Regions from separate parts of the Homo sapiens genome. Here region 2 is linked to region 1. The links are chromatin contacts, found by Hi-C or POLR2A ChIA-PET in ENCODE. All regions are on one chromosome and are shown on one strand. Each heading gives the region's core, a stretch centred on a gene start or an enhancer-like site at or near the end of the contact. The rest is flanking DNA. Distances are from core to core; before and after follow the strand shown.

Region 1 (3,082 bases), core at 452-2,951:
TAAAACTGGAAATGCACAATGTCAAGATGAACAGAATTTATGCTAATCATTTAACATTTTAATTTTTCTTTGCTTACAAAGTTAAATAGCAAGTAAAAAAAAAATTCCATGACAGAGAGGGAGAGAGAGAGAGAGAGAGAGAGGAGAACAGCTTTATATTTTAGTACCTTTAATGGCATTTTTCTCCGTGTTTTTATTTTGCAGTGGTGCAGATGCTGGAAGTCCTTTGAAGAAGTGATCCACAATGGAATGAGTGTCTGGGACTTAGGCAGTAAGGTCCTTGGTTCTGGAAGATTTCAAACAGCAATTAGAAGATGTCTATAAGAGATGCGGTAGAAGATTCCTGACATGCGTACAGTGATCCTCAAGACTCCCTTTAAAGCTAATAATTCCATAACTTTTAGTGGGGGAGTGACAGGTCCACATTCCCTTCTCTGATACCACTGGGACCAGATTATTCCAGAATTCAGGACTTTCATATCTTATAATGTATGCATATAACTTGCATTATGTAACACCCCTAGGGGAGTTTGGAAAGCACCCCAAAGCCCAACACACTAGTATCTCTGGAGAAAACCATAAGCAGGTGACAAACACAAACCATGAAAAGCCTCATGTTAGGTTTAGCTGGGAAACAAACTCAGGGAGGTCAGATTGTCCCACCAAATATGGGAAGTCTTTTGGAATTTGAAGCTTTTGGACTTTCAGATAAGGGATTATGGATCTGTTTGTGAACTCTTAAGTCATTTCACAGATTGGAAAAAAACAAAACAAAAATCCCAAACAATGTATACATGGAGGCACCTGAGATGTCTTTAAATTTCATGATGGGAAGAAAGAAACCAACACTTGTACACTGGTTTAGACCTGATGAAAGTGCTTGGGGCTCCACTGTCTATTAGACACTCACCGTGACCTTATGAACGAAGACGCATCATCTCCATCCTTTGGGGACAGGGAAACTGAAGCTTCCACAGAGCCGGCATCACATAGTACATGCTAGTGCCTGTGTGAGAACACACAGATTTGGGACTCCAAATATCAGGCTTTTTCTATAACCTCAAAAACCTCCTAAATGGTGCCCAGTGAATGTATTTCAGGCAGTGCTGCCATTCAGAGGGATGCCCCCATCTAGCTGTACTGAATGTTGGAGTTCTTCCTTTTAGGTGATATATCACCAAGGCCCTAAGTCTGTGGAGGCCTCTAGCCTTATCCTGCTGCCCCAGAGTGCCCCAGACTCTCCCAAAGTGTAGTAACTGTGCAAAGGGCAGACGCCTGGCAGAACAGGGACCCCAGGGGCTGGAGACTGTACCCTATTGTAGCTACATATTTGGAACATCACACCTACTAGAATTGTGCTAAGATACTGACCAGTCCTTGAGTATGTTGCCTTCCACCAAGAAGAGAGCACTCCCCTCCCCCAGAGATGTTCTATGTGTGTTTAGCTGGGAAGCTCTGCACAGCTGCACGCTGGTATATCCATGCTTGCCTGAGAATCACAGCTGCCTGGAGCTCTTGGGAAACACAGACTCCTGGGCCCCATCCTGACCTATTACAGAATCAGAATCTCCTGACACAGGCGCAGGTGTTTTGTGCACAAACGTTCCAGCTGAGTGCCGCCTAGAGTTGGGCAAGTTTGGAGATCACCGTGGCACTCCATTTACTTTGGTAAGAAGGATCTAATCAACCCATTCAAATTTGCAGAGGCAACAGTAAACAACTCTGTCTAGCTCTTCCACATAAGCACATTTAGAGACAAAATTTTCAGCTCTAATGGTTTCCACATTTCTTTCCTTGTCACTTCCTCCTTTTGTCAATGTCAATGTATATGTGTGTATTTCCAAGGATGCCATGCCTTGCCCCATGTCCTGTAGCAACCGGGCTGTGCCCACCCCACCCAGGCTGACCGGGTGCTCAGTGAGCACATTCTCCACTGTGCTTCACCCCACCCCATTGTGGAGATCTCAGAAACAGTGGGTTCCCCAGGTGACATTCAACCTCAGATGTGCATTTGTCACGCTCAGTTCTAAATTGGCTTGTTTTGGCAACCACCTGATGTTTCTAAATATGTGTTCTCCACATGTCCTCTTGCCTGAATCTTGAGAAATCTACACAGGAACTGGTAGCCTAGCTACGGAGAGAAGGTTTTTTCCCCTTCCTTTTCCCTTTGAAGCTGCCTGTGGTTGCACCCAAACGCTGCAGATGCAACCATGGATGTGTGCGCTGTATCCTCAGCCAGCTCTGGGTCAAGAGCCTGCTTGGCGTTTTTATGTTTCCCTTCTTATGAAGGATAAGGAAATGTGGGGGCAAATGGAATCTCTGCTGGGGACATTTTCAGCCGCCGATGCCACCAAAAGGAAGTGAATTTCTTTTCTGTTTATATCTCAGGAAATAATCTGTCACATTTGAAATCATTTCAGAAATATCTACTGCTCATAAACTTTCTGTTCCTTCATCCCCTGATCTGTTGATTCTGTAACATTATAGAGGGAAGGAAGAATGGATTAAGCAGCATAAAATACCATAAGTTCCTTAAAATGAGGATCCACATTTTCTTGTAGAAATGAGCTGGAATCAAAGCCCAGCAGCTCATTGTAATTCATTGGCTGTGTGACCTTATAAAAGTTACTTAACTTCTCTGAATCTTGGTTTTTCTTTACATAAAATGGAGATAATAATTGTAGTCAATTGTAAAAATGGTCACAATCTTCCACTCCTCCCCAAATGCTCACCACTGGCAGTGGGCTTTGCAGTTCCTCCTATCAAGAAGTGATGTCCATTTCCCATTCCTTTTTAATTTGCTTTGGTCAATGGAATGATAGGTGCTGGTTCTGAGTCTAGGTTCTAGGAGACGCATTGCACATGTCTGTCTTGGAACTCTGCCCAGTTGCCATGCGAGAAATCTGGCCTGGCTTGCTGGAGGATGAGAGACACGTGGAACTGAAAGGAACCATTCCAAGGAAGGCCATTCTAAATCAGCCAGCCTCCAGTCAACCCAGCACTGGGTACAAAGGCAAAGGTGAACCCAGGTAAGGCTAGAAGTATCTCCTAGCTGAGCCCAATACAAACTGTCTACCTGCCA
Region 2 (2,947 bases), core at 324-2,823, 52 kb before region 1:
TTTCTTGTTCACATCATAGGCCACTTGGCTCCCTCTCCAGGGTCTGACATGGGGACCCAGATCTGTTCCATCCTGGGTCCTGCTGGTGGCTCTTCCATCTCATGGTTTCCTGAATGCCTTAGTGCAACTCAATAGCATGGGGGCCCTGGAGGGTAAGGAGGGAAATTGGAGGACCATTGGTGGGAGATTCTATGAGCCAAGCACAAAAGCGGCATACATCACTTCCTCCTACATCCCATTGGCCAGAAGAGCGTCATGTGGCCTCATCTAGCTGCAAAGGAGGCTGGGAAATATAGTTTAACAATATGTTCACAAAGAGGAGAAAATTGATATTGGCTCCAGTAAGAGTGTGGTTATTTCTGAGATGAGAAATAGGGGCTCAGCAAGGTGAAATGAATGGCCCAAGGTCACAGAGCCAGAAAGTGGGGATGCTGGAACCTGACTTCAGGGGTCAAAACATAGCAAAGTATAAACAGCAAAATATTACCTGAAAATGACAGGATATAAAACAGTATGCAATTTCATCCCACTTACATTACTTTTTACATTCACACACTTGCCTAGCAGACTGGAAGAAAATACACCCAGTGTCATTGGGCTATATCTGGTTGTTTGGACTATATGTGACTAATCTTGTCATCATGTTTTCAAAGTTTTCTACAATGAGAAAACAGGTGTCATTACTTTCTAAAATTGGTTGACTGATTTTCTTAAAGCTAAATTATTTATTTCCATAAAGCCCTGTCACAGGGCCAAAAAAGTTGCCCAGTGGGGCAGGTGATAATCACATTCTTCCTAATAGTAATAATTTCTTTCGTTTATGATTTCAGTTCTTTATAGTGTTCAGTGGACTCTTGCATATTTCATTGGTTCTTTTATTTATTCTATTCTCCATCAGCTCTGATCCCACCTCCTTTCTGCCAAGTGCTGGCAAGGCTCTGGATGGCGCAGAGGGGAGACAGATCCTGGATCATGCATTTGTGTATCCCTGAATTCAGGAATAAAGTCAGGAGTGAATTGATGGAGTGCCTTCCTGGTGGGCCCAGGCTATGAAGGGCTTCGCACATCATGCCGTGGGGTCTGGGTGGCTTCCTGTTGGCCTAGGTGTGCGCTGGAACAGAGTCAGAAGCTCACTGAGGTGAGGGATGGTTGTAGCTGGGTGAACATGAAGTTGAGGGCTCCGGAAGACATCTGGGGAAGGCCGCTGAAGCCCAGGACATGCCAGGGGTCTAGAGACCAAGGTCTGATCTGAGACCAGACTGTGTCCAACCCAGGGCTCTGTCTGGAACTTCATTTCTTAGCCACCAGATGGCCTGGCTGCTGGGACTTTCCCGCTGTGCCATCTTCAAGCACATGGAAGGGCTCTACCTGCACGGGTGGGTCTAGAGCCCTGTGGGTTTCCCCCAGCTGCAACTTTGGAGCAGGCCGGGAACTCTGCAGGCAAACAACTTGCTTGGATTTATCATTTGTGTTGCTCAGCATCTGGGAGCATAAACAAGGCCATGGGTGCCAGCTGTGGTTACCTCTTAGCAAGGATCAGGATGTCTGTGCAAAACCTGTCACCCTGACTCGCTGTGAGTGGGTGTGGGGCATGCACACGTGCACCCATGCACACACATATCACACACAAACACACTCACACTGCTACAGCGCAATTGAATTCCTTGCCCCAAATGCAGAGCTGCTTTGTATGTCTCCCTTCTCTGCATTCCTGGTGTCAGGGAGCTTCCATTTTTTGCTGAAATCAATTTAGGAGCAAGAAAAAAAATGAATGTGGAAAGTGTAGCTGCATTTCCAAACTGCTTTTGTCAGGGGAACAGGGTCTGGCTCTGTCACCCAGGCTGGAGTGCAGTGGAGCGATCATACCTCACTGCAATCTCGACCTCTTTCCTCAGTCTCCTTAGTATCTGGGACTACAGGCAAGAGCCAACATGCCTGGCTAATTTTTTTTTTTTAAATTATTTGTAGAGATGAGGTCTGGCCATGTTACCCAGGCTGGAACATAAACTTTAAAAAATTTTGTAAGCAACCAAAGCCTTTTTCCAACAAAATCTTAGATTGATAAAAACAAAGTTGCTCAGGTTGAAGCCAGGTAGGGCCCAGAGCCCTGGTCACTGGGCAGCCCCCCTCATCCCCCAGTGTTGTTTAAGAAATTCTGGAAAAACACAGATGAGAAAGGACAGGCACTGGCAGAGGAGCTCTCGGAAGGAACGCCCTGGGCTCAAAGATCTGCTCAGGGTCCTGGCTCTGCCGCGATTTGTGTGTGGGTGGAGCAGGGTACGCCCCACCCTCTCAGGACCTGAGCTTCCCCTCCGTGTACTGAACTTGTGATGAAGCCTGGCATGTGAGCGGCCTCAGGAAACCCCCCTCCCCTGCCTGTTTCTCTGTTAAACCCAAGTGCTCTCTGAGTCGGTTTCTAATATTGTGATTTCATGGTGGAAGCCTCATCACTGATAAAATAGGACACTATAAAAAGTTAAGCAATATTTAGGGATAATGTACTGGCCTTCCAGAAGAACTGCAGTGGCTATTTGCACGCTCACCTCCTCCTAAACTCTGCCTTCAAGCTTAAGCCGTTATGCACTTTTGGTCTTCAAAGCTATCTTAGGAAACTTGGGACAAAGCAGAGTAAGAAGGGACTTTTGACTCACATGCATCTGTGTTAACTCTTTCAAGGCCAAGACTGCCATTTTCAAAAATTCAATTGAGATAGAGCTGGAAGGGACCTTTTTTACATTTTACAGATTGGGCAACTGAGGCCCAAGGGGAGGGGGGTCAAGTTAGTGGCAGAGCCAGCAGGTGCTCCGAGGGCTCCTGACTCTGTATGGTGCAGAGAGTTTAAGAGCAAAGGCTTCAAAGTGAAAAAGACCCGCCATGGAATCCTAGCTCAGCCAACTAAAAACCAGGAGATGGTGGGCAAGTTATTTAAACTCATTGAACTTCATTT

What was found. Hi-C counts contacts between places; a loop is a spot of excess contacts on that map. ChIA-PET counts read pairs that join two places held with the same protein, here RNA polymerase II (POLR2A). Pooled maps may share reads with other maps.
Region 2: a loop to region 1 is called in a map of naive thymus-derived CD4-positive, alpha-beta T cell, with 3 times the contacts of the local background. The contact joins two enhancer-like sites. A Hi-C loop is called at or near these places in 2 of 168 maps with a recorded cell type or tissue (IMR-90 and naive thymus-derived CD4-positive, alpha-beta T cell), 2 of 37 single-sample maps with no recorded cell type and 9 of 50 pooled maps. POLR2A ChIA-PET finds 5 or more read pairs at or near these places in 6 of 52 experiments (A673, AG04449, AG04450 and 3 more).

The regions. Positions count from the first base shown.
Region 1 is chr14:96,125,555-96,128,636 of GRCh38, reverse strand. No RefSeq gene overlaps it. Among named protein-coding and RNA genes, the nearest start is that of BDKRB2, 78 kb to the left of the region's middle. RefSeq lists an enhancer at 2,098-2,267. Within about 2 kb of position 1,701, at least 4 of the 41 ENCODE cell types and tissues checked have a DNase peak (open chromatin) inside an H3K27ac peak, as active enhancers do.
Region 2 is chr14:96,177,502-96,180,448 of GRCh38, reverse strand. No RefSeq gene overlaps it. Among named protein-coding and RNA genes, the nearest start is that of BDKRB2, 26 kb to the left of the region's middle. Within about 2 kb of position 1,573, at least 4 of the 41 ENCODE cell types and tissues checked have a DNase peak (open chromatin) inside an H3K27ac peak, as active enhancers do.